Linked DNA regions of Mus musculus: region 1 is linked to region 2. A link is a loop called in an ENCODE intact Hi-C map of the cell type or tissue named here. Cell type or tissue: gastrocnemius. All regions are shown on one strand. Each heading gives the region's core, and the rest is flanking DNA. Links, peaks and the distances in the headings are about the cores only.

What was found. Peaks named below come from ENCODE experiments on the same cell type or tissue, not always from the same donor. Only the 100,000 strongest peaks of a DNase experiment are listed, where the experiment ranks them.
Region 1: a loop joins it to region 2, with 11 times the contacts of the local background. A loop is called at or near these places in 10 of 42 quality-filtered maps.

What each region holds. Positions count from the first base shown.
Region 1 is chr8:55,582,492-55,595,144 of GRCm38, reverse strand. No RefSeq gene overlaps it. Among named protein-coding and RNA genes, the nearest start is that of Gm51600, 49 kb to the right of the region's middle. In gastrocnemius, for the core only: no CTCF peak of the experiment used is centred there; no DNase peak of the experiment used is centred there.
Region 2 is chr8:55,450,818-55,463,470 of GRCm38, reverse strand. No RefSeq gene overlaps it. Among named protein-coding and RNA genes, the nearest start is that of Gm51595, 31 kb to the left of the region's middle. In gastrocnemius, for the core only: no CTCF peak of the experiment used is centred there; DNase peaks (open chromatin) are centred at 5,849 and 6,639.

The DNA of each region.
Region 1 (12,653 bases), core at 2,372-10,371, 130 kb before region 2:
GCAGAGGACAGCATCAACTTTTCCTTTTTAGGGAGATTTTTATCTACATATAAAGTTAGGGCATTTTCTTTGCCCAGTGGCTAGATTGCCTCAATCACAGGAACTCCTGCGTGCATTCTTGATGGCAAGACGGTAGCGCAGGTCATCTGGTGCTGGAAACCCGGGATCAACATCGCTGGCATTGAGGAGAAACCCGGAGATGGGGTGGATTCAGAACTGCAGGGAAAAGGTAAGTTCAGAGAGGTATGTCTGATCTTGAACCTCTTATCCCTTTTGATTTCGGTCTTAATCTAAATGCACCCTAGGAAGTGGCGGTAGAAGCTCTAGTCTTGGTTGCCCTGGCCCTCATTCTGTTTCTTATTGTTTCTTATTCTGTCCATCGAGGCTGGTGCTGAAATTTGAGGTGTATTCAGTCCGACATAGATAAGCTGCAGCACGGAGGTATTTTGTAAGCCTTCTGTAGATAAGGGAGCTGAGCGCCGTGTTTACTTTCGCTTTGCTTAAGGAGTACCATAAGTGGGGCGTAGATCAGCCTCAGGCACTCACTCTATCATGGGCTCCTCACAATCAGTGATCACCGTGTTACAGGTAGTGCTAAAGCAACATGACCTGTAGGTCGCCTCCCATACGCTGCAGAACTTTGTTAAGGAGGTGGATCGCTTTGCTCCCTGGTATGCCTGTTCGGGGTCTCTAACTGTAGCCTTGTGGAATAAGCTAGGAAGGGACCTTGACCTTAAGCATGAAGAGGGAGACTTATGCCTGGGCTCCAAGGCAATTTGGAAGCTGATAAAAAACTGTCTAGAGGATGAAACCTGCCTACCCGCCATTGTGGAGGGCCAGGGAACACTAGAAGAGGTTCAGGACAGTATGTCAGAAACCGAACGGAGCGAGAGAATGGGAGCTCGAAAAAAGAAAGACATGTCTAAGAAAAAGGGCCCTCTCCGGGATTCAGAAGGAAGGGGAGAGAGAAAGAAGGGCAGTGAAACTGAGCCCTCTACTAAGGCCTTATACTAATCTTTATCCTATCCATGACTTGGAGGCCTTAGAGATTGATAGTTCAGGGCCCGAAGACCTAGACCCCAGTGAGGAGGCTGAATTAGAGGAGGAGGCAGCAAAATATGAAGAACAAAGATATAACCCTGACCGGTGGTCGCGATCAGGAAGTAATAAAAAGAGTAGCATATCAGCTACTGTGCCCACAGCACCACTACCTTATGAATTACGGTATAGCGCTAACTCCTTTTTTCCTCAGGAAGAGTTAAAAAAGATACAGATGGCATTTCCAGTCTTTGATACTGAGGAGGCAGGGCATATGCACGCCCCAGTGGACTATAAACAACTTAAAGAACTTGCTGAATCTGTCCGTTACTATGGGGTCAGTGCCAATTTTACTCTGGTTCAGGTCGAGAGATTCGCCAATATGGCCATGACCCCGTCAGATTGGCAAATGATAGCAAAGGCTACACTCCCTAATATGGGACAACATATGGAATGGAAAGCTCTATGGTATGATGCGGCCCAAAATCAGGCCATGGCCAATACCACAGCAGTTGATGACAACCAGAGACAATGGACCTTTGAATTATTAACCAGACAAGGGCAGTATACTGCCCATCAAATTAACTATCCTTGGGGGCCATAAGCCCAGATAGGGGCAGCTACAGCCAAGGCTTGGAAGGCACTTACAAGAAAAGGGGAGGCTGGGGGCCACCTTACAAAGATTGTTCAGGGCCCCCAGGAACCATTCTCTGATTTTGTGGCAAGAATGACTGAGGACCCAGCCTGGGTCTTTGGTGACCCCGAGCAAGCCATGACTCTAATTGAACAGCTCATTTATGAGCAAGCCACCCAAGAGTTCAGGGCGGCCATCACACCAAGAAAAAACAAAGGGTTACAAGACTGGCTTAAGATATGTAGGGAGCTAAGAGGCCCTCTCACCAATGCGGGACTAGTCAAGGGTATATTGAAATCTCAGAGGCGCCCTAATGTCAACAAACAAAAGGCGTGTTTCAATTGTGGGAAAGCTGGACATTTGAAGAGAGATTTCCCTGTACCTGAACGTGCAAGAGGAGCTGTTCTCTGCTCCCGCTGCAGAAAAGGCTATCACAAGGCTAGTGAATGCTGCTCTGTCAAATATGTAAAAGGAAGACTCCTGCACCCGATAGGTGAAGTTAATCCCTCACAGTCAAAAAACGGGGTGCTGGGCCCCCGATCCCAGGGCCCTCACAAATATGGGAGCCACTTTGTCTAAAGCCAGAGCAGGACAGAGGAGATGACACCCGACGAGTTACAGGAGTGGACTTGCATGCCACCTCCAGTTTCTTACTCATGCCCCAAATGAATGTGCAACCAATCCCCGTTATGTCTCCTAGACCCTTACCCCCTCGACTATGGGTCTCATTATTGGGCGAGGATCTCTCACTTTACAAGGCCTTGTGGTTCATCCTGGTGTAGTGTACCAACAACACCTGCAAGACATTCACGTCCTTTGCTTCAGATTCTCTTCACATCGTGACTGCAGAGCACTAATTCCCATAGGACAGGACTGGGCCAATCAGCCTTTCTAAGCTTGGGAGAATCTGAAGTGGTTTATTTCATAGCTGTGATCTCTGGGAAGTTCTCACAGGGGCTGCCACAGCTGGATTCAGCCCATGTGTAACCCAGAATTGGTTCCTCACACTCAGCCACAGTTGTACTCAGCCCTTGAGAGAAGCCTCAACTTCTGTGTTTTAAAAATTCAGTAAGGTCTTCTCAAAACAGACACCTTCCATACTATCTCTGCATGTTTCTGCTCCTGGTCTAGGAAACTTTCTTTTCATCTTCTTGTCTTGTGTAGTTCTAATAAGTTTTGGATTTGGTCTGATTTTCTCCTTCCCCTTCCCCTTCCTCCCCTTCCCCTTCTCCTTCTTCCCATTCCCCTTTTTCCCCTTCCCCTTCTTCTCTTTCCTCTTCCCCTTCCCCTTTTCCTTCTTCCCATTCTCCTTCCCCTTCCTCTACCCCCTTCTCCCTTAACCTTCCCCTCTTCCCCTTTCCCCTTTTGCCTTTTTCTTCTCCTTCCCCTTCTCCTTCCCCTTCCTCTTCCCCCCTTCCCCATTCTCCTTCCCCTCTTCCCCTTTCCCCCTTTGCCTTTTCTTTCTCCTTCCCCTTCTCCTTCCCCTTCCTCTTCCCCCTTCCCCCTTCTCCCTTCCCCTTCCCTCTTCCCCTTCCCCTTCTCCCCCTCCTTCTTCAAGAGACCAGGCCTCCTGTGGGGCCATGTAATTTAAATTTGAGTTCAAAGTTCTTGCTCCATGTTGGGTGCATTTTGTAGAAGGCAGATCCTGGATCTTCCTCCCAACTCCCTGCTCCAAGAAACAATACTCAGATTTGAAAGATATTTAAAAATACCTTGGCTATATAACTTGGCTCTTCTTTGACTAGATCATTGCTTAAATAAACCCATTCATTTTAATCACATTCTTCAAACTGGCAAGTTACCTGTGTTCAGGTTCCACGTTTCTATCAATTTTTGGCTAATCTTACCCCTTGCTCTATCCCACAATTATTTCTCTTCTCAGATGCCTCATTGTCTATTTCATTCCTAAGCCATGGGTCATTAAATTCATTGACAGGTATTATATCCATACAGATATAACATATTCTCTATATAGTCATACTGCTACCAGCAATGGAGGAGTGTTCATCATGATCCACGTTGTAACCAGTTTGTGATTTTTGTGGAGGTTTTTATCTTAGTGCCTGAGCTATTGGTGTTATGTTCAGGAAAGTGTCTCATGAGCTAATATATTCAATTCACTTCCTCACTTTCTCTTCTATTAGATTTAGTGTGTCAGATTATATTTAGAGGTTATTGACCTATTTAGACTTCAGTTTTGTTCAGGGTGATATATATGGGTCTATTTGTGTTCTTCTACATCCAAACATCCAGTGAGACCAAAATTATTTGTTGAAGATATTTTCATTTAGTTTTTCCATTATATTTTCTTTTCACTGTTTTCCATTATAGTTTTTGCTTCTTTGCCAAATATCAAGTCTCTATACGTGTGTGGTTTATTTCTGGGTCTTTCATTTTTATTCTAGTGATCAACCTGTCTGCTTTTCTGCCAATATATCCGAGGCTTATTACCATAGCTTGAAATCAGGACTGAAGAGACCTCAGACGTTCTTTAATTGCACAGGATTGTTTCAATATCCTGAGTGTTTTGGTTTTCCATGTGAAGTTGAGAATTGTTATGTCAAGGTCAGTTAAAAAAAGGTGTTGTAATTTTGTTGGGGATTGCATGGAATTTGTAGATTGTTTTGTAAGATGGCCATTTTTACTATGTTACTGCTATGGATCCATGACCATGGGATATCTTTCCATCTTCTGGTATCTTCCTCATTTTCTTTCTTCAAAGATATGACATGCATGTCACACTGGTCTTTAACTTTCTTGGATGGAATTATAGCAGGATATTTTTTATTTCCTGTGCTTATTGTGAAGGGCATTATTTCTCTAATTACTTTCTCAGCCTGTTTATATTTAGCATAAAGGAGGACTACTGATTTATTTATTTATTTATTTATTTATTTATTTATTTATTTATTAGCTAATTCTGTATTCTGCCACTTTGGGGAAGTTGTTTATCAGCTATAGAGGCTTTTTTGTGTTTTTGTTGTTGTTGTTATTGTTGTTGTTGTTGTTGTTTTATCTTTATTGCTTCTATTTCCAGTTTCATGTCTTCACTGGTTTAAATCTATCTTCCTATATTTTAAGGCATCTGTTTGCTTCTTTTTTAACGTTCTTTATCATCTTTATAAAATTGGACTGAAGGTCATTTTCATGTGCTTCGATTGTGTTAGTATGTCAAGGACATTTTGTAGTAGGATAGCTCTGCTCTGAAGTTGCCATGTGCTCTCTCTGTTGTTGATTGTATTTTTTTGCTGCCCTTTAGCCATCTAGTTTTCCCTATATGCTCTTGGTGCAAAAGGCCCCAGTGGGCAGACTCTCGCTGGACAATGTAGATCTGGGAGAACAACATGCTGCTCTGGGCAGCTGGATATGCACCAGAGTACTTGCAGGGTACAGAAATGGGGAGGGGCATCTAACCTTCATGTTCCTGGTCCTGCAGACCTGGTAAAGATGGCAAGAGGGGGCTTCTCTTCCACTCTGTTTTAATGACCTACCAATTCTCATACTTTTAAAAGGGAGCATAAACTTTCAAGGACCTGTGAACCATTTATCCATGTGTTCCCTCTGTAGTATATTTTGTGCATTTTACCTTTATAAAATTAGAAGGGTCTCATAAAACATGAGAGGGACCCTATAAAATCATCATATTGAAATTTGTGATTCTTCGTAATTATATTTAACAAATTTCTAATGAAATGGTTTCAGCATCATTCTAATGGGAAGACAACAATCAACCTAGTATCTTGGTGGGTTAATTTACACAAATTTTGCAGGCCCATTAAAGCAACCTGATGATAAGGAGATTGTCTCACATACATGAAACCCAAAAATGACCAATACTTACTTGAAGAAAAAATATACTAAAATTGTTCTGAAATTTTTATGATGTTAATATTCATCTTTATTAGTTTAAATTAGAATAATGATATACAGGACAATGCATTCACATTGTAGAAAAAGATATGTCACAGTTGATATTCTGATCAAACAAAAGTCTGTCTTCACTGGGTGTAGCCTCCCATAAACCTGAAGCAGGCTAAGCCAGAACTTGACCTTGCTGCCACTAAGAAGATTATCTATGGTGGAGCTTTCATCCCTAGATCACTCTATTGTTCTGCAACTTCTGCTGTTCATCTTCAAGATACTGCTACCTGCTGAGAAGCCCTGGAGCTATTCCAGAGACTATGCCCTATCCTGCACGTCATCACCTGCAGCTGGTTCCAGGCTCCAAGGATGAATTGGCCGGAATAGACTCCTGCCCCCTCCTTTTATAAAGCGTGTCCACCATTAAAAATTTGAACCTTGATCAGAACACTGTCTAGTCGCCTAGTTTCCCTCTCTTTCAGCGCCACCTGCTATTCAGGTGTATCCATTCTTGTGAGCCGCTGGACAGCTTGCAACAATTGGATGTTGCTATGATGTTATATTATCCATAAGAGGAGGATTATCACCACACTGAATGTATCAAGTTCAATTATTCCTAATTGCATTATCTAAAAATAAGTACGTTTCAGTTAGTAGAAATTAATGAAAGAAGACCATTTGATATGCATTAATTACTATATTTTCTTCATAATATTAATGAAAATGCTGGAAAACAGCATACCACATAAACACTAAGAAATTCTAATGGAGAAATAATCCACTAGTGATGAGTTATCATAATTAAAGCAAAGAGAAAGGCAAAATATTGAAAGAATATGTTTATTCATTACTAGGATATAGGAAAAATGACCTTCCTTTTTTCAAATGCATATGAAGCAAATATCAATGAGCTATGAAATAGTAGAAACCCTTATCCACTACTGATATAATTGTATTTCTGTTCATGGTTTGGAAAAATGGAATATCATCACCAAGTAATACTGAACACACGTTAATCCTAGACTCTTGGCCCTATGGATTTGGTAATAGACACATCCTTACAATATATCTCTCAGCTAATACTTTCATTAACTTTATACAAATGAAAGTTTTAACCTACCAGAAAAGGTATGACCACCAATGTAGCACAGGTGTTATGTGAACAATCAAATCCTCTGTTTTAGGATTTTAAACTCACTCCACAGGAGGAAAGTCATACCACACCTGGTTGGGGGAAGAGCTGGGCCTAAGCAGTATGGAGTAATTTATTATTGTTGTTTAGTTAAATTGTTATGGCATCAAAATTCCTTCTCAATAGCTATATCTTTAGAGAAAAGCATTCTTGGTATTAATCATAAATACTTTTCTTTACATTGAAATGGAGTGAATTTCAATGAACAGATCCTTGGTTGCTCAATGTATTGAGTATAAGTCAGTTGATTGCTCAGCCCTAAATAGGATGCTTTCATACCACTGTTAAAATTAAAGACATGACGTTAACATGGAATAAAAAAACCTGTAGGGAGGGAAGTTGACAAAAGTAAGAGAGAGATAGGGAAGATGGGGGATGTGAGAGTGGGAATAATCAAAATGTTTAATTAAAATGTAGGCAACAAAGAACAAATATAATTAATAAAAATAGTTCGTCATAAACTCTTAATTGCTTTTATAATAGTTACTGGGTGCACGGCATAACTAAATTACTGTAGCTATCCTAACTTCATTTAAAATCATTACTCAGAAACTATCTCCATATCATCACTGCTTAAAAAAGGGGAAATTAGACTTCTTATATGGAGTGTCATTGAGTATACAAACCCCAAGTAAGATCAGATCCCATGCACAGAAGTAGATGGTCAACACAAAACAATCTCAGTGGCATTTTTGGAGGTTTTCTGTCTCAACGTACATTGCCATGTCTTGATTTTAAAACTTACAGGTCTTTTGCAAATACATTATGCTTTCTGGGTTTGTGTTTTTATGGTCTATCTGAGTATAAAAGTGTTAATCTCTGTGTCTGTGCTTCCAGGGCTTTTCCTTTGGTAGTTGCTCTTCTGTTTTGTGCCATTCCAGTTCGTTTGCTTTTATTTTATTTTATTATTATTTTTAGATGGCTGGCTGTGTTCTAAAAAGAGAAAAAGAAATGGTGTGGATTTGGGATGGGAAGGAAGTGGAAGAAGTTGATGGAGAGGAACCATAATCAGAATATATTCTATGAAAACAAAAAAATGATTTTCAACCAAAGAAAATAGAAAACACATAACTGGTTTCACTGAGAGTTCTTAAATGAATTCTTAGACCATTTCTGAGCTCAAACTAGGGAGACTAAAGGGAACAAATATCAATCAAATAAATAGTTGAAGCATATAAAGAAGTATCACAAAGAGGCCAGATGATATATGTTCTAAAAGCAGAAATAAACAGAAAACCATCTCTGATACATATTGAAGACAGTGAAATGTGTTACAGCTGTGAATTCATGAAAACAGGTGGATGAAGTTTTGCATGGAATAAATTTCAACTAGTTTGGACTTGATCATCTCATACCCAGCAATTTTAAGATGTCTCAATTTAGACTGGGAAAAATAACAACTATCCAAATAGTTTTTTTTTTAAAGTAGCTATTTGGAGCTTTAAAAGTTAGAATTTCATAACTATAACAGTTTGGTTTCAAGCATGTTGATTATTTTATTATGCTCCTGATACTGGAATTTAAGTTTTGAAAGGCACAGACAAGATAGAAATTCTAACTTCAGTCCCTGATGCTTTCAAAACTAATGCTAGTTTTTCTTCCCTGAGTTGTTTGGTTTGGTGGTCTTCAAGAGGATGAGATCAAAATGAGGTCTATAATTTGTTTCTGTGTTTCCCATCCTTGTTACAGAATCTCAGTTTGTTTTTTCAGATAATAGTGCCTAAATATCTCTCAAAATTATCCTTTTTCTTTTAAGTCACAGCATTGAACTTTCTTCTAAACTACTGAAATAACCTTTGGACTAGTTTGCCTACTTCTGATGCTTTACTCATTCAACTAATCCTAAACATTTAATCCTATAGTCTCTTAGAACACTTAACTTGTCACCATGACTAAAATGTTTAGTTCTCCATGATCAACACCACATTTTTATCAACCATCTATGCTAATATTTTCTGCTTATACTTTTATCCCTGTTAAACTGTTTAATTTTTTGTCTCAAAATTTGACTATTCTATCACATAGTTTTGTGCCAGAGATTTTCTTCATCAAAAAACAAACAAACAAAAAAACAAAACAAAAGAAAAACAAAAAGAAAAGGTAAAACCAACCAACCAACCAAACAAACAAACAAAAACAAAAAAACACATTGAACTTCAAAACTCAAGGGTAGGTTATAAAGGGACTGAGAAAATACCAAGATAGCTTGCTGATACAAGAGTGATATCACTACTATAAGTACAGCAGGGAGTAATAATAGTATATATATATATATATATATATATATATATATATATAATAGTGATAATAGTGATAGTTATAATAAGTAGTCGTTAATAATAAATAGTAAAAGGATTAAATGAGATTGAGGGAGATATTTACTTAAATTCTTGTTCTTTAAACTGAAAGCTAATAAAACCCAATGGAGGAAGGTATTTAAAGATCCAGATAGTTTTGAGCTACTTAATTTTAAGTCTGTAGTCTTACAAACACAAATTAGAAAAAATATTAGACTGCTAATTAAAAGTAGCAGTGGACCCAGAGAGACATCTCAGTGGTTTAAGGTTCTAACCATGAACCTTAGCTTAAGAAAGCTATGTATTTAAGCTTGTCATCTTCTGAAAGTTGTTCATTGACCTCAACATTCAAGTTCTCATTCCTCCACAATATATATATTTTTAAAAAGCAGCTGGGGCTGTAGAGATGCCTTGGTGTCTAAGGCTGCATGCTCTTTCTTGCAGAGTTCAGTTTCCAGCACCCAAATTAGACAAGGTGATAGCTAATTATATCTTCTGATCCAGGTATCTGACATTCCTCTGGCCAGACTGTACTACACTCATGTATACACATAGATACACACACACAAACACACACACACACACACACACACACACACATACACTCACACACCATGTGCAACATGCACACACATAACTCACATACACACATAAAACATACACATATACCACACACACATACCATACTCATGTGTATACACACACACAAAAGTCATATATATATATATATATATATATATATATATATATATATACACACACACACACACATACACACATATACACATACCTACACATACATACACACACACACAATTAAAAATAATAAATATTTATGTTCTTTTAAAGGTAGCAAACCATCGCATAAGCTCAGTGGCAAAGTGCATTTAACCCATGGATTCAAATGCGAGAATAACCATCCCAGGCCATATCTTAACCAATGTCAAGAAGCAATTTGCAATACTAAGTCGATATGTAGAAAATGAGTTCATGAACCTTGCTCACGAACAACTTTTAAGTTGAAATGTGCATCTACTACTGAAAACTAGTCTTTAGTGAGCAGTTTGGGGGCTGCATCTGGGTACTTTTATTATCATTCTTGTTGAGTAGATCTTCAGGAATTATGCAGGCCTTCTATGACAGAACCTGGAGTTGCTGATTACCCCTGCTATGTTTTTCTAATATAACCTTTATTGCATGTATTACCAAAGCAAGATGAGTTTTTCAACTGCCTGTTTATCTCTAAGATGAAAATTTATACACTTTATTAGTTTAATTATATTATTAATTTAAAATAATGTTGAAGCTTAAAATAACTGAGACATTTCCACTTGATAAATTTTTGAAAAATGCATTAATAAATAATTAAACCATAATTTTTACCATGCTGCTGTATCCTATCAACATGTAAAATATATTAAAGAAATTGTTACCTTCCTATGTATAATTAATATTTCACAACAGTAGCTTTTTTCTTACTTTCTTTTTTTTATGTTTAGTGATGTTTCTTTTTTTTTAAATTAGGTATTTTACTCGTTTACATTTTCAATGCTATCCCAAAGGTCCCCCATACCCACCCCCCCCAATCCCCTACCCACCCACTGCCCCTTTTTGGCCCTGGCGTTCCCCTGTACTGGGGCATATAAAGTTTGCAAGTCCAATGGGCCTCTCTTTGCAGTGATGACCGACTAGGCCATCTTTTGATACATATGCAGCTAAAGACAAGAGCTCCCAGGTACTGGTTAGTTCATATTGTTGTTCCACCTATAGGGTTGCAGTTCCCTTTAGCTCCTTGGGTAATTTCTCTAGCTCCTCCGTTAGGGGCCCTGTGACCGACCCATCCAATAGCTGACTGTGATCATCCACTTCTGTGTTTGCTAGGCCGCGGTGTAGTCTCACAAGAGAGAGCTATATCTGGGTCCTTTCAGCAAAATCTTGCTACTGTATGCAATGGTGTCAGCATTTGGAATTTGATTATGGGATGGATCCCTGCATATGGCAATCACTAGATGGTCCATCCTTTCATCACAGCTCCAAATTTTGTCTCTGTAATTCCTTCTATGGGTGTTTTGTTCCCATTTCTAAGAAAGGGTAAAGTGTCCACACTTTGGTCTTCAATCTTCTTGAATTTCATGCGTTTGGCAAGTTGTATCTTATATCTTGGGTATCCTAAGTTTCTGGGCTAATATCCACTTATCAGCGAGTACATATTGTGCGAGTTCCTTTGTGATTCGGTTACTTCACTCAGGATGATACCCTTCAGGTCCATCCATTTGCCTAGGAATTTCATAAATTCATTTTTTTAATAGCTGAGTAGTACATCATTGTATAAATGTACCACATTTTCTGTATCCATCCCTCTGTTGAGGGGCATCTGGGTTCTATCCAGCTTCTGGCTATTATAAACAAGGCTGCTATGAACATAGTGGAGCATGTGTTCTTCTTACGGGTTGAGATATCTTCTGGATATATGCCCAGGAGAGGTATTGCAGGATCCTCCAATAGTACTATGTCCAATTTTCTGAGGAACCGCCAGACTGATTTCCAGAGTGGTTGTACAAGCTTGCAATCCCACCAACAATGGAGGAGTGTTCCACTTTCTCTACATCCTCGCCAGCATCTGCTGTCACCTGAGTTTTTGATCTTAGCCAATCTGACTGGAGTGAAGTGGAATCTCAGTGTTGTTTTGATTTGCATTTTCCTGATGATTAAGGATGTTGAACATTTTTTCAGGTGCTTCTCTCCCATTCAGTATTCCTCAGGTGAGAATTCTTTGTTCAGCTCTGAGCCAGATTTTTTAATGGGATTATTTGATTTTCTGGAGTCCACCTTCTTGAGTTCTTTATATATATTGGATATTAGTCCCCTATCCGATTTGGGATAGGTAAAGATCCTTTCCCAATCTGTTGGTGGCCTTTTTGTCTTATTGACGGTGTCTTTTGCTTTGCAGAAGCTTTGCAATTTTATGAGGTCCCATTTATCAATTGTTGATCTTACAGCACAAGCCATTGCTGTTCTATTCAGGAATTTTTTCCCTGTACCCATATCTTCGAGGCTTTTCCCTACTTTCTCCTCTGTAAGTTTCAGTGTCTCTGGTTTTATGTAGAGTTCCTTAATCCACTTAGATTTGACCTTAGTACAAGGAGATAGAAATGGATCAATTCGCATTCTTCTACATGATAACCGCCAGTTGTGCCAGCACCATTTGTTGAAAATGCTGTCTTTTTTCCACTGGATGGTTTTAGCTCCCTTGTCAAAGATCAAGTGACCATAGGTGTGTGGATTCATCTCTGGGTCTTCAATTCTGTTCCATTGGTCTACTTGTCTGTCACTATACCAGTATCATGCAGTTTTGATCACAATTGCTCTGTAGTACAGTTTTAGGTCTGGCATGGTGATTCCACCAGAGGTTCTTTTATCCTTGAGAAGAGTTTTTGCTATCCTTGGTTTTTTGTTATTCCAGATGAACCTGCCGATTGCCCTTTCTAATTCGTTGAAGAATTGAGTTGGAATTTTGATGGGGATTGCATTGGATCTGTAGAATGCTTTTGGCAAGATAGTCATTTTTACAATGTTGATCCTGCCAATCCATGAGCATGGGAGATCTTTCCATCTTCTGAGATCTTCTTTA
Region 2 (12,653 bases), core at 2,150-10,149:
CTTTCCTGTCAAAAACCATGAGGAATGATTTTCCAAATTCTGCATGGGTCACCCCTATGTCAATTGGCCAGCCCTCATGACCATGCTCTCACAATTCACCTACCCAATGGCGCCTTCTGCTCTCTATTCATCTCCCTGTTCTCCCTCATCGTCATAAGCCCAGCCATAGACACTCTTCATAAGTTCCTTCTGCCCTTATTAGCCAATCAGTGATAACTTGGTGAGCAAGTTACACAACATCCCTTGGTATACATAAGTATCTCCTCATCTCTGAGGTAACCAAAGCCAGTACTTCCATGCTTACAAAACATAACAATAGACCAAACCTCAGCACTTCCCCTTTTTGTCTAAATAAAAAGGCTCTTTCTTATGCAATAATAAACAACAAACAGTAGGAACAATTATGCAACACTTATGAAGATTATTAGGTAAGATTAAAATTAAAAGTCCAGTTTGTTTATATGTGGTAGCTCAGGAGTAAGTATTTTATTATCTATCCTATCTTGGTGAGTTCAAAGTTTTGAATCTAAATCATTTTCTATCCTAACTTATATTGTTATCCTAAAAATCTTAGACATAAATATCTTAAGTGTATAGTAAGACTATCACTATCTAGTCTTCACCTCCATCAGAGATATGTAAAAGAATAAATTTTACTTGACTGTGTAGGAAGCACAGGAATGCAGTTTGCAAAATTTATAGAAATGACAAAGACAGGTAGCCTTCTGCACTTGGATTATTCTCTATAAGGTTTGAGTGTCTAACTTCAGCTTTTTTTGTCCAGAATACCTGCCAGACCTGATGTGCTGCAGGAAATTTGAAGGACTTGCTTACCGTGTCTTAGCAGAGGACAGCATCAACTTTTCCTTTTTAGGCAGATTTTTATCTACATATAAAGTTAGGGCATTTTCTTTGCCCAGTGGCTAGATTGCCTCAATCACAGGAACTCCTGCGTGCATTCTTGCTGGCAAGAAGGTAGCACGGGTCATCTGGTGCTGGAAACCAGGGATCAACATCGCTGGCATTGAGGAGAAACCCGGAGATGGGGTGGATTCAGAACTGCAGGGAAAAGGTAAGTTCGGAGAGGTATTTCTGATCGTGAACCACTTATCCCTTTTGATTTCGGTTTTAATCTAGATGCACCCTAGGAAGGGGCGGTAGAAGCTCTAGTCTTGGTTGCCCTGGCCCTCATTCTGTTTCTTATTGTTTCTTATTCTGTCCATCGAAGCTGGTGCTGAAGTTTGAGGTGTTTCTTATTCTGTCCATCAAGGCTGGTGCTGAAATTTGAGGTGTATTCAATCCGACATAGATAAGTGGCAGCACCGAGGTATTTTGTAAGCCTCCTGTAGATAAGGGAGCTGAGCACTGTGTTTACTTTCACTTTGCTTAAGGAATACCATAAGTTGGGCGTAGATCAGCCTCAGGCACTCACTCTATCATGGGCTCCTCACAGTCAGTGATCACCGTGTTACAGGCAGTGCTAAAGCAACACGATCTGTAGGTCGCCTCCCATATGCTGCAGAAATTTGTTAAGGAGGTGGATCGCGTTGCTCCCTGGTATGCCTGTTCAGGGTCTCTAACTGTAGCCTCGTGGAATAAGCTAGGAAGGGACCTTGACCATAAGCATGAAGACTTATGCCTGGGCTCCGAGGCAATTTGGAAGCTGATAAAAAACTGTCTAGAGGATGAAACCTGCTGACCCACCATTGTGGAGGGCCAGGGAACAGGAGAAGAGGTTCAGGACAGTATGTCAGAAACTGAACGGAGCGAGAGAATGGGAGCTCGAAAAAAGAAAGTCATGTCTAAGAAAAAGGGCCCTCCCCGGGATTCAGAAGAAAGGGGAGAGAGAAAGAAGGGCAGTGAAACTGAGCCCTCTACTAAGGCCTTATACTAATCTTTATCCTATCCATGACTTGAAGGCCTTAGAGATTGATAGTTCAGGGTCTGAAGACCTAGACCCCAGTGAGGAGGCTGAATTAGAGGAGGAGGCAGCAAAATATGAAGAACAAAGATATAACCCTGACCGATGGTCGCGATCAGGAAGTAATAAAGAGGGTAGCACACCAGCTACTGTGCCCACAGTGCCACTGCCTTATGAATTGCGGTATAGCACTAACTCCTTTTTTCCTCAAGAAGAGTTAAAAAAGATACAGGTGGCATTTCCAGTCTTTGATACTGGAGAGGCAGGACTTATGCACGCCCCAGTGGACTATAAACAACTTAAAGAACTTGCTGAATCTGTCCGTAACTATGGGATCAGTGCAAATTTTACTCTGGTTCAGGTCGAGAGATTCGCCAATATGGCCATGACCCCGTCAGATTGGCAAATGATAGCAAAGGCTACACTCCCTAATATGGGACAATATATGGAATGGAAAGCTCTATGGTATGATGCGGCCCAAAACCAGGCCAGGGCCAATACCACAGCAGTTGATGACAACCAGAGACAATGAACCTTTGAATTGTTGACCAGCCAAGGGCAGTATGCCGCCTATCAAATTAACTATCCTTGGGGGGGGGGGCATACACCCAGATAGGGGCAGCTGCAGTCAAGGCTTTGAAGGCACTTACAAGAAAAGGGGAGGCTGGGGGCCACCTTACAAAGATTGTTCAGGGGTCCAGGAACCATTCTCTGATTTTGAGGCAAAATGACTGAGGCCCCAGCCTGGGTCTTTGGTGACCCCGAGCAAGCCATGTCTCTAATTGAACAGCTCATCTATGAGCAAGCCACCCAAGAGTTCAGGGCGGCCATCACGCCAAGAAAAAAACAAAGGGTTACAAGACTGGCTTAAGATATGTAGGGAGCTAGGAGGCCCTCTCACCAATGCAGGACTAGGCATGGCTATATTGCAATCTCAGAGGCGCCCTAATGTCAACAAACAAAAGGCATTTTTCAATTGTGGGAAAGCTGGACATTTGAAGAGAGATGTCCCTGTACCTGAAAGCACATGAGGAGCTGTTCTCTGCTCCCACTGCAGAAAGGGCTATCAAAAGGCTAGTGAATGCTGCTCTGTCAGAGATGTAAAAGGAAGATTCCTGCACCCAATAGGTGAAATTAATCCCTCACAGTCAAAAAACGGGGTGCTGGGCCCCTGATCCCAGGGCCCTCACAAATATGGGAGCCGCTTTGTCAAAAGCCAGAGCAGGACAGAGGAGATGACACCCTACGAGTTACAAGAGTGGACTTGCATGCCACCTCCAGTTTCTTACTCATGCCCCAAATGAATGTGCAACCAATCCCCGTTAAGTCTCCTGGACCCTTACCCCCTCGACTATGGGTCTCATTATTGGGCGAGGATCTCTCACTTTACAAGGCCTTGTGGTTCATCCTGGGGTAGTGTACCAACAACACCTGCAAGACATTCACGTCCTTTGCTTCAGATTCTCTTCACACCATGACTGCAGAGCACTAATTCCCATAGGACAGGACTGGGCCAATCAGCCTTTCTAAGCTTGGGAGAATCTGAAGAGGTTTATTTCATAGTTGTGATCTCTAAAAATTTCTCACAGGGGCTGCCATAGCTGCATTCAGCCCATGTGTAACCCAGAATTGGTTCCTCACACTCAGCCACAGTTGTACTCAGCCCTTGAGAGAAGCCTCAACTTCTGTGTTTTAAAAATTCAGTAAGGTCTTCTCAAAGCAGACACCTTCCATACTATCTCTGCATGTTCCTGCTCCTGGTCTAGGAAACATTCTTTTAATCTTCTTGTCTTGTGTAGTTCTAATAAGTTTTGGATTTGGTCTGCTTTCCTCCTTCCCCTTCCCCTTCCTCCCCTTCCCCTTCTTCCCTTTCCCCTTCCCCTTTTCCTTCTCCTTCCCCTTCCTCTTCCCCCCTTCCCCCTTCTCCCTTTCCCTTCCCCTCTTCCACTTTCCCCCTTCCCCTTTTCCTTCTCCTTCCCATTCTCCTTCCCCTTCCTCTTCCCCCCTTCCCCCTTCTCCTTCCCCTCTTCCCTTTTCCCCCTTCCCCTTTTCCTTCTCCTTCCACTTCCTCTTCCCCCCTTCCCCCTTCTCCCTTCCCCTTCCTTCTTCCCCTTCTCCTCCTCCTCCTTCAAGAGACAAGGCCTCCTGTGGGGCCTTGTAATTGAAATTTGAGTTCTAAGTTCTTGCTCCATTTTGGGTGCATTTTGTAGAAGGCAGATCCAGGATCTTCCTCCCAAATCCCTGCTCCAAGAAACAGTACTCAGATTTGAAAGATATTTACAAATACCTTGGTCATTTAACTTGGCTCTTCTTTGACGAGGTCATTGCTTAAATTAACCCATTCATTTTAATCACATTCTTCAAAATGGCAAGTTACCTGTGTTCAGGTTCCACGTTTCTATCAATTTTTGGCTAATCTTACCCCTTGCTCTGTCCCACAATTATTTCTCTTCTCAGATGCCTCATTGTCTATTTCCTGCCTAAGCCACATGCTATTAAATTCATTGACAGGCATTATATCCATACAGACATAACATATTCTCTATATAGTCATACTGTTACCAGCAATGGAGGAGTGTTCATCATGCTCCACGTTGTAACCAGGTTGTGATTTTTGTGGAGGTTTTTATCTTAGTGCCTGAGCTATTGGTGTTATGTTCAGAAAAGTGTCTCATGAGCTAATATATTCAATTCACTTCCTCACTTTCTCTTCTATTAGATTTAGTGTGTCAGATTATATTTAGAGGTTATTTACCTACTTAGAGTTGAGTTTTGTTCAGGGTGATATATATGGGTCTATTTGTGTTCTTCTACATCCAAACATCCAGTGAGACCAAAATTATTTGTTGAAGATATTTTCATTTAGTTTTTCCATTATATTTTCTTTTCACTGTTTTCCATTATAGTTTTAGATTCTTTGCCAAATATCAAGTCTCTATACGTGTATGGTTTATTTCTGGGTCTTTCATTTTTATTCTAGTGATCAACCTGTTTGCTTTTCTGCCAATATATCCGAGACTTATTACCATAGCTTGAAATCAGGACTGAAGAGACCTCAGAAGTTCTTTAATTGCACAGGAATGTTTCAATATCCTGAGTGTTTTGGTTTTCCATATGAAGTTGAGAATTGTTATGTCAAGGTCAGTTAAAAAAAGGTGTTGTAATTTTGTTGGGGATTGCATGGAATTTGTAGATTGTTTTGTAATATGGCCATTTTTACTATGTTAATGCTATGGATCCATGACCATGGGATATCTTTCCATCTTCTGGTATCTTCCTCATTTTCTTTCTTCAAAGATATGACATGCATATCACACGGGTCTTTAATTTTCTTAGATGGAATTATAGCAGGCTATTTTGTATTTCTTGTGCTTATTGTGAAGGGCATTATTTCTCTAATTATTTTCTCAGCCTGTTTATATTTTGCATAAAGGAGGACTAGTGATTTATTTATTTTTTTTAGCTAATTCTGTATTCAGCCACTTTGGGGAAGTTGTTTATCAGCTATAGAGGTTTTTGTGTGTGTGTGTGTGTGTGTTTTTGTTGTTGTTGTTATTGTTGTTGTTTTATCTTTATTGCTTCTATTTCCAGTTTCATGTCTTCATTGGTTTAAATCTATCTTCCTATAATTCAAGGCATCTGTTTGCTTCTTCTTTATTGTCCTTTATCATCTTTATAAAATTGGACTGAAGGTCATTTTCATGTGCTTCGATTGTGTTAGTATGTCTAGGACATTTTGTAGTAGGATAGCTCTGCTCTGAAGTTGCCATATGCTCTCTCTGTTGTTGATTGTATTTTTTTGCTGCCCTTTAGCCATCTAGTTATCCCTATATGCTCTTGGTGCAAAAGGCCCCAGTGGGTAGGCTCTCACTGGACAACGTAGCTCTGGGTGAACAACATGCTGCTCTGGGCAGCTGGATATGCACCAGGGTACTTGCAGGGTACGGAGATGGGGAGGGGCATCTAACCTGCATGTCCCTGGTGCTGCAGACCTGGTAAAGATGGCAAGAGGGGGCTTCTCTTCCACTCTGTTTTAATGACCTACCAACTCTCATACTTTTAAAAGGGAGCATAAACTTTCAAGGACCTGTGAACCATTTATCCATGTGTTCCCTCTGTAGTATATTTTGTGCATTTTACCTTTATAAAATTAGAAGGATCCCATAAAACATGAGAGGGACCCTATAAAATCATCATATTGAAATTTGTGATTCTTCCTAATTATATTTAACAGATTTCTAATGAAATGGTTTTAGCATCATTCTAATGGGAAGACAACAATCAACCTAGTATCTTGGTGGGTTAATTTACACAAATTATGCAGGCCCATTAAAGCAACCTGATGATAAGGAGATTGTCTCACATACATGAAACCCAAAAATGACCAATACTTACTTGAAGAAAAAATATACTAAAGTTGTTCTGAAATCATTATGATGCTAATATTCACCTTTATTAGTTCAAATTAGAATAATGATATATAGGAAAATGCATTCACATTGTAGAAAAAGATATGTCACAGTTGATATGCTGATCAAACAAAAGTCTGTATTCACTGGTGTAGCCTCCCATAAACCTGAAGCAGGCTAAGCCAGAACTTGACCTTGCTGCCACTAAGGAGACCATCTATGGTGGAGCCTTCCTCCCTAGATCACTCTATTGTTCTGCAACTGCTACTGTTCCTCTTCAAGATACTGCTACCTGCTGAGAAGCCCTGGAGCTATTCCAGAGACTATGCCCTATCCTGCACATTATCACCTGCAGCTGGTTCCAGGCTCCAAGGATGAATTGGCAGGAATGGTCTCCCCCCCACCTTTTATAAAGCGTGTCCACCATTAAAAATTTGAACCTTGATCAGAACACTGTCTAGTTGCCTAGTTTCCCTCTCTTTCAGTGCCACCTGCTATTCAGGTGTACCCGTCCTTGTGAACCGCTGGACAGCTTGCAACAATTGGGTGTTGCTATGATGTTATATTATCCATAAGAGGATTATCACCACACTGAAGGTATCAAGTTCAATTATTCCTAATTGCATTATCTAAAAATAACTACGTTTCAGTTAGTAGAAATTAATGAAAGAAGACCATTTGATATGCATTAATTACTATATTTTCTTCATAATATTAATGAAAATGCTGGAAAACAGCATACCACATAAACACTAGGAAATTCTAATGGAGGAATAATCCACTAGTGATGAGTTATCATAATTAAAGAAAAGAAAAAGGCAAAATATTGAAAGTATATGTTTATTCATTACTAGGATATAGGAAAAATGGCCTTCCTTTTTTTCAAATGCATATGAAGCAAATATCAACGAGCTATGAAATAGTAGAAACCTTTATCCACTACTGATATAATTGTATTTCTCTTCATGGTTTGGAAAAATGGAATATCATTACCAAGTACTACTGAACACACATTAATCCTAGACTCTTGGCCCTATGGATTTGGTAATAGACACATCCTTATAATATATCTCTCAGCTAATACTTTCACTAACTTTATACAAATGAAAGTTTTAACCTACCAGAAAAGGTATGACCACCAATGTAGCACAGGTGTTATGTGAACAATCAAATCCTTTGTTTTGGGATTTTAAACTCACTCCACAGGAGGAAAGTCATGCCACACCTGGTTGGGGGAAGAGCTGGGCCTAAGCAGTGTGGAGTAATTTATTATTGTTGTTTAGTTAAATGGTTATGGCATCAAAATTCCTTCTAAAAAGCTATATCTTTAGAGAAAAGCATTCTTGGTATTAATCATAAATACTTTTCTTTACATTGAAATGGAGTGAATTTCAATTAACAGATCCTTGGTTGCTCAATGTATTGTGTATAATTCAGTTGATTGTTCAGCCATAAATAGGATGCTTTCACACCACTGTTAAAATTAAAGACATGACATTAACAAGGAATAAAAAACCTGTAGGGAGGGAAGTTGACAAAAGTAAGAGAGAGATAGAGAAGATGGGGGATGTGAGAGTGAGAATAATCAAAATGTTTAATTCAAATGTAGGCAACAAAGTACAGATATAATTAATAAAATGTTCGTCATAAACTCTTAATTGCTTTTACAATAGTTACTGGGTGCACGGCATAACTAAATTACTGTAGCTATCCTAACTTCATTTAAAATCATTACTCAGAAAGCATCTACATATTGTCACTGCTTAAAAAGGACGAAATTAGGGTTCTTATATGGAGTGTAATTGAGTATACAAACCCCACATAAAGTCAGATCCCATGCACAGAAGTAGACGGTCAACAAAAAACAATCTCAGTGGCATTTTTAGAGGTTTTCTGACTCACTGTACATTGCTGGGTCTTGATTTTAAAACTTTCAGGTCTTTTGCAAATACATTATCTTGCGTGCGCTCGACTGGCCAGGAAGAACGACGCTGCAACAGGATCCTTCTGCACACGTTTATTGGGAGAGCTTGATTGTAGAGGCGAAAAGACCTCGAGCCCAGAACTGGTGCTGCTTTTATAGGCCTAGGAGGGGCGTGTCTCACACCCGGATTGGTTATGCACTAAGCCTCATTTGCGTGTTCCTCATCTGATTGGCTACTCTCTCTCAGTACCTTACAGAACCTCATTATCATACCTCATTTGCATGTCTCACATCTGATTGGTTATACTCTCAGTACCTTACAGAACCTCATTATCATGCCTGGGCCAGGCAGTGTCTTTGCAAAAAACTTTACTGCATATGTACACATTGGTTGTTTGTCCAATCTTATGCGTGGTGGCCAGCAGTAGTCAGTGCCACTCAGCAACGGCACATGTGGCTTCCCACATCTCCCCCTGTTTGTTTTAATAAAATGAGGCTGGACTAGGCCTGTGCAATTATGCCCATCCGCCGTGGCTCCTGTTTTAGGTCGTTCCTCTAATGTCACAGCCTTACCCGTCATAGGGTAACCCTATCGCCACCGGGCCCCATGTCTTAGGTTGGACTGTGCACGAGGAAAGTTGCCCGTCTCTGGATACCGCAGTGCTATGTGACAATAACTGCTAAATGACCTAGGGCGAACTCTGCAAAAGAGGCCAGCCAAAAAATGAATTAGTGGGGAAATCATGATCACCCTATTGATGAGCAAGGGCTGATCAATGATCGTTGAATCTCTCATCTAATCTCATGCTGACTAATTCTTGAGCATAGATAACCAAATTTCAGGGGAGGAGCCGTTTTCAATAGCTAAAAGTGCCTGAGTTATAATCACCTTGTCACGTTTTTGTTGGGTTCTGAATTTGCATACCAACCAGAGCTTGAACACCAGTCCACAGCATATGGCAGCACCAAACAAAATCACTCCCACCCATTCTTTAAAGTAAGAAAAAGCAGAGGTAAGCCAAGAGGTAAAGTCTCCAAGGGTCACTGGTTCCACTCTGGTCCCATTAAGGTTCAGGATCTGCATCTGCAGCCTCGTCTGCAACCTTTCCAGCTCCTGCGACCAGTTCCCCTTCAGGTAATTCGATAGCTCTGTACTTTTAATAAAAGAATTATTAATATACCTATTGGGAGTAATGCATACATGCGATGTGGATGCCACACAACTCATTTGTATGACATCCATCATCTGTTCCATGTCATGTTGTAAAATATCCACTCTGATTCACTAACATTAACCCTGAGGTGATATGAGAATCCACCCTTTGCAGGGTAAGCAATGCTTCAGATGTTTTTTCTGCTATCTGACTTATAGTGTCAGCAGTATTAATTTGATCTGCCCAATTAGAGATAATCTTTTTCTTAAAAATATACAGGGTGTAAAAGGTTTATCCACATTGTGCACAAAGCATAATGTATAATTTAAATGAAAACTAGTACTCTTATACACCCGTGGCTCTTGAGGAGTTTGTCGTGCATAAGGCACATCCAAAAAACATTCCTTTGCAAAAAACAAAGGCTAGGTAGAAGAATTGGAATGTACCGGTAAAGGTACTGGCCATGATCTTACTATGGCCCATAAAGGTATACTTATCATGGTTTCAATCATCAGGAGCAGGAGAATCATCTTGGGGCTCATCTTGCTCTTTCAGGGTCCTTGTCAGCCGCGTCGGGACCCAAAGTGGATTTTCTTCACCCTGTGGAAAAACACAAATAGCTCCCTGGAATCTGATTAAGATAGGATCCGGGCCATACCATTTATTATCAAGGACATTTTTCCATTTGACCATTTCATTGGGCGATTGAGGCCATTGTCCATGCCTTTCAGCTGGTGATCTTCCAGCATCATCTAATTTTAGAAAATTAAGAGTAAATATTGCAAGGGATAGAGCCATCTTTGGCGTCATAGCCTCTATTTCCCCTTTCTGTTTTTGCAAATATTGTTTCAGAGTGTGGTGGGCTCTCTCAATGATGCCTTGGCCCTGTGGATTATAGGGCAATCCAGTAATATGTTTTACTTGCATTTGTTTGCAAAATTGGCTAAATTTAGAAGAAGTATATGCAGGACCATTATCTGTCTTTAACACTAGGGGCTTGCCCCATGCAGCCCAAGCCTCTAAGCAGTGAGATATGACATGAACTGCTTTTTCCCCTGTCAAGGGAGAGGCATGTAGGACACCAGAACTGGTATCGATGGATACATGTACATATTGTAATTTCCCAAAAGATGGGATATGCGTGACGTCCATTTGCCAAACATCTAGGGGTTGCAATCCGCGAGGATTAACACCCACGGAAGGTGCATTAATAAATTCTACACATTTACCACACTGTAGGACAATATCTCGGGCTTCTGTTCGTGTGAGCTTAAATTTTTGTCGTAATGTAGAAGCAGGGACATGATAAAGCTGATGAAAATTCTTAGCACTTTCTATAGAACTTTGTGATAGGAAAACCATGTCTCTGGTGGCTGAGTCAGCAATTGCATTTCCCTTAACCATAGGTCCAGGTAATGATGTATGTGCTCTAATATGTTGAATATAAAAGGGATGCTCACGCATCAAAATACAATTTTGTATTTTCATCAAAATTTCAGATACAGGACTAGACTGTTTAAAATTTCCGGCAGTCTCTAATGCTAGAACTGCATTAACTACATAAACAGAATCAGAGATAATATTTATGGGCATAGGAAATCTTTTAAAAACTTCTAAAACCACCAAACATTCTACCAATTGGGGGGCTCCTGGTGTAAATTGCAACCTTACAGCCTTTTCATTGATTACATAACTTCCAATTCCTGTTTTTGATCCATCTGTATAAATATCAATGGCTCCCTTTATAGGGGTATTAGCCGTTACCTTTGGAAATATTACTGGATGTAATAACATAAAATGTAATAATGGATGTTTAGGATAATGATTATCAATTAAACCAGAAAAACTGCATCTAAGAATGGCCCATTCATATATAGTAGCACACAGTATTTGCATTTGTGCGACAGTATAAGGGACAATTATGCTATCAGGCATTTTTCCAAAGTGAGTAATTGAAGTTTTTATCCCTTTGTGTGCCATGTTTGCTACCATGGTGGGATAATGCTCTATAGTCTTATTAGGGTATATATGTGGATGTATCCATACTAAAGGACCATCTTGCCATAACACAGCAGTTGGCAAATTTATGGTTCTTAATATGCATAGGTACAAAGGTTCCTGCTCATTTATACGAGTTAACTGTGCTGCTTGGATCGCCTTTTCCACTTTCCTAAGAACATCAGAAGCCTCAGGTGTTAATTGTCTCAATGAGGTAATATGTGAGTCTCCTTCTAAAATTTGAAATAAAGGTTTTAATTCCGAAGTAGGGATCCTTAAATAAGGTCTAATCCAATTTATATCTCCTAATAATTTTTGAAAATCATTTAATGTCTTTAGATGATCTTTTCTTATACTAATCTTTTGTGGGGTGACACATCGTAAAGTAATAGTGGCTCCTAAAAAATGACTAACATTAGACTGCTGTACTATTTCTGGTGCAATAATCAAGCCATTATTTTTTTAAAGTTTCATTAAGCAAGCCATAAGCTTGCTGTATACTTTCTTCTTCAGGTCCACAAATCACTATATCGTCCATATAATGACAAATTTTTAAGGAGGGGAAACCATCCCTAACCGGTTGCAAAGCTTTTCCTACATATAACTGACATATTGTAGGGCTATTTGCCATTCCTTGGGGTAATACCCGCCATTGGTACCTTTTATCAGGCTCCATATGATTAATAGAAGGCAAGGTAAATGCAAATCTAGGTTTATCTTTCTTATTTAATGGAATGGAAAAGAAACAATCCTTAATATCTACTACTATAATTCTCCAATCCTTAGGTAGAGCTGAGAGTAGGGGGAGGACCCATAACTTGCATTTGTGCATTAATGGCTCTTAGGTCATGTAACAATCTCCATTTACCTGACTTCTTCTTTACAACGAAAATAGGGGTGTTCCAGGGTGATTGAGTGGGTTCCACATGTCCCAGGTCTAATTGTTTCTGTACTAATTCTTTAGCTGCTTTTAACTTCTCAGAGGGTAAAGGCCACTGAGGCACCCACACCGTGTCCTCCGTATGCCATGGAATGGGCAAAGGCTCCTCAGTGGCCCCTAGAAAAAACTCAGCCCTTTCTTATCTACTTTTTCTGTGGCTTTAACTGGTGAAATTCTACCTTGTAAGTTTTTTCCAAGACCTGGTCCAGGTATATATCCCATTCCTTTCATCATTTCCTTGCTTTTCTGAGAGTAATCATTAGTCAATATAAAGTTCATGGCTGACAACACATCTTTTCCCCATAAG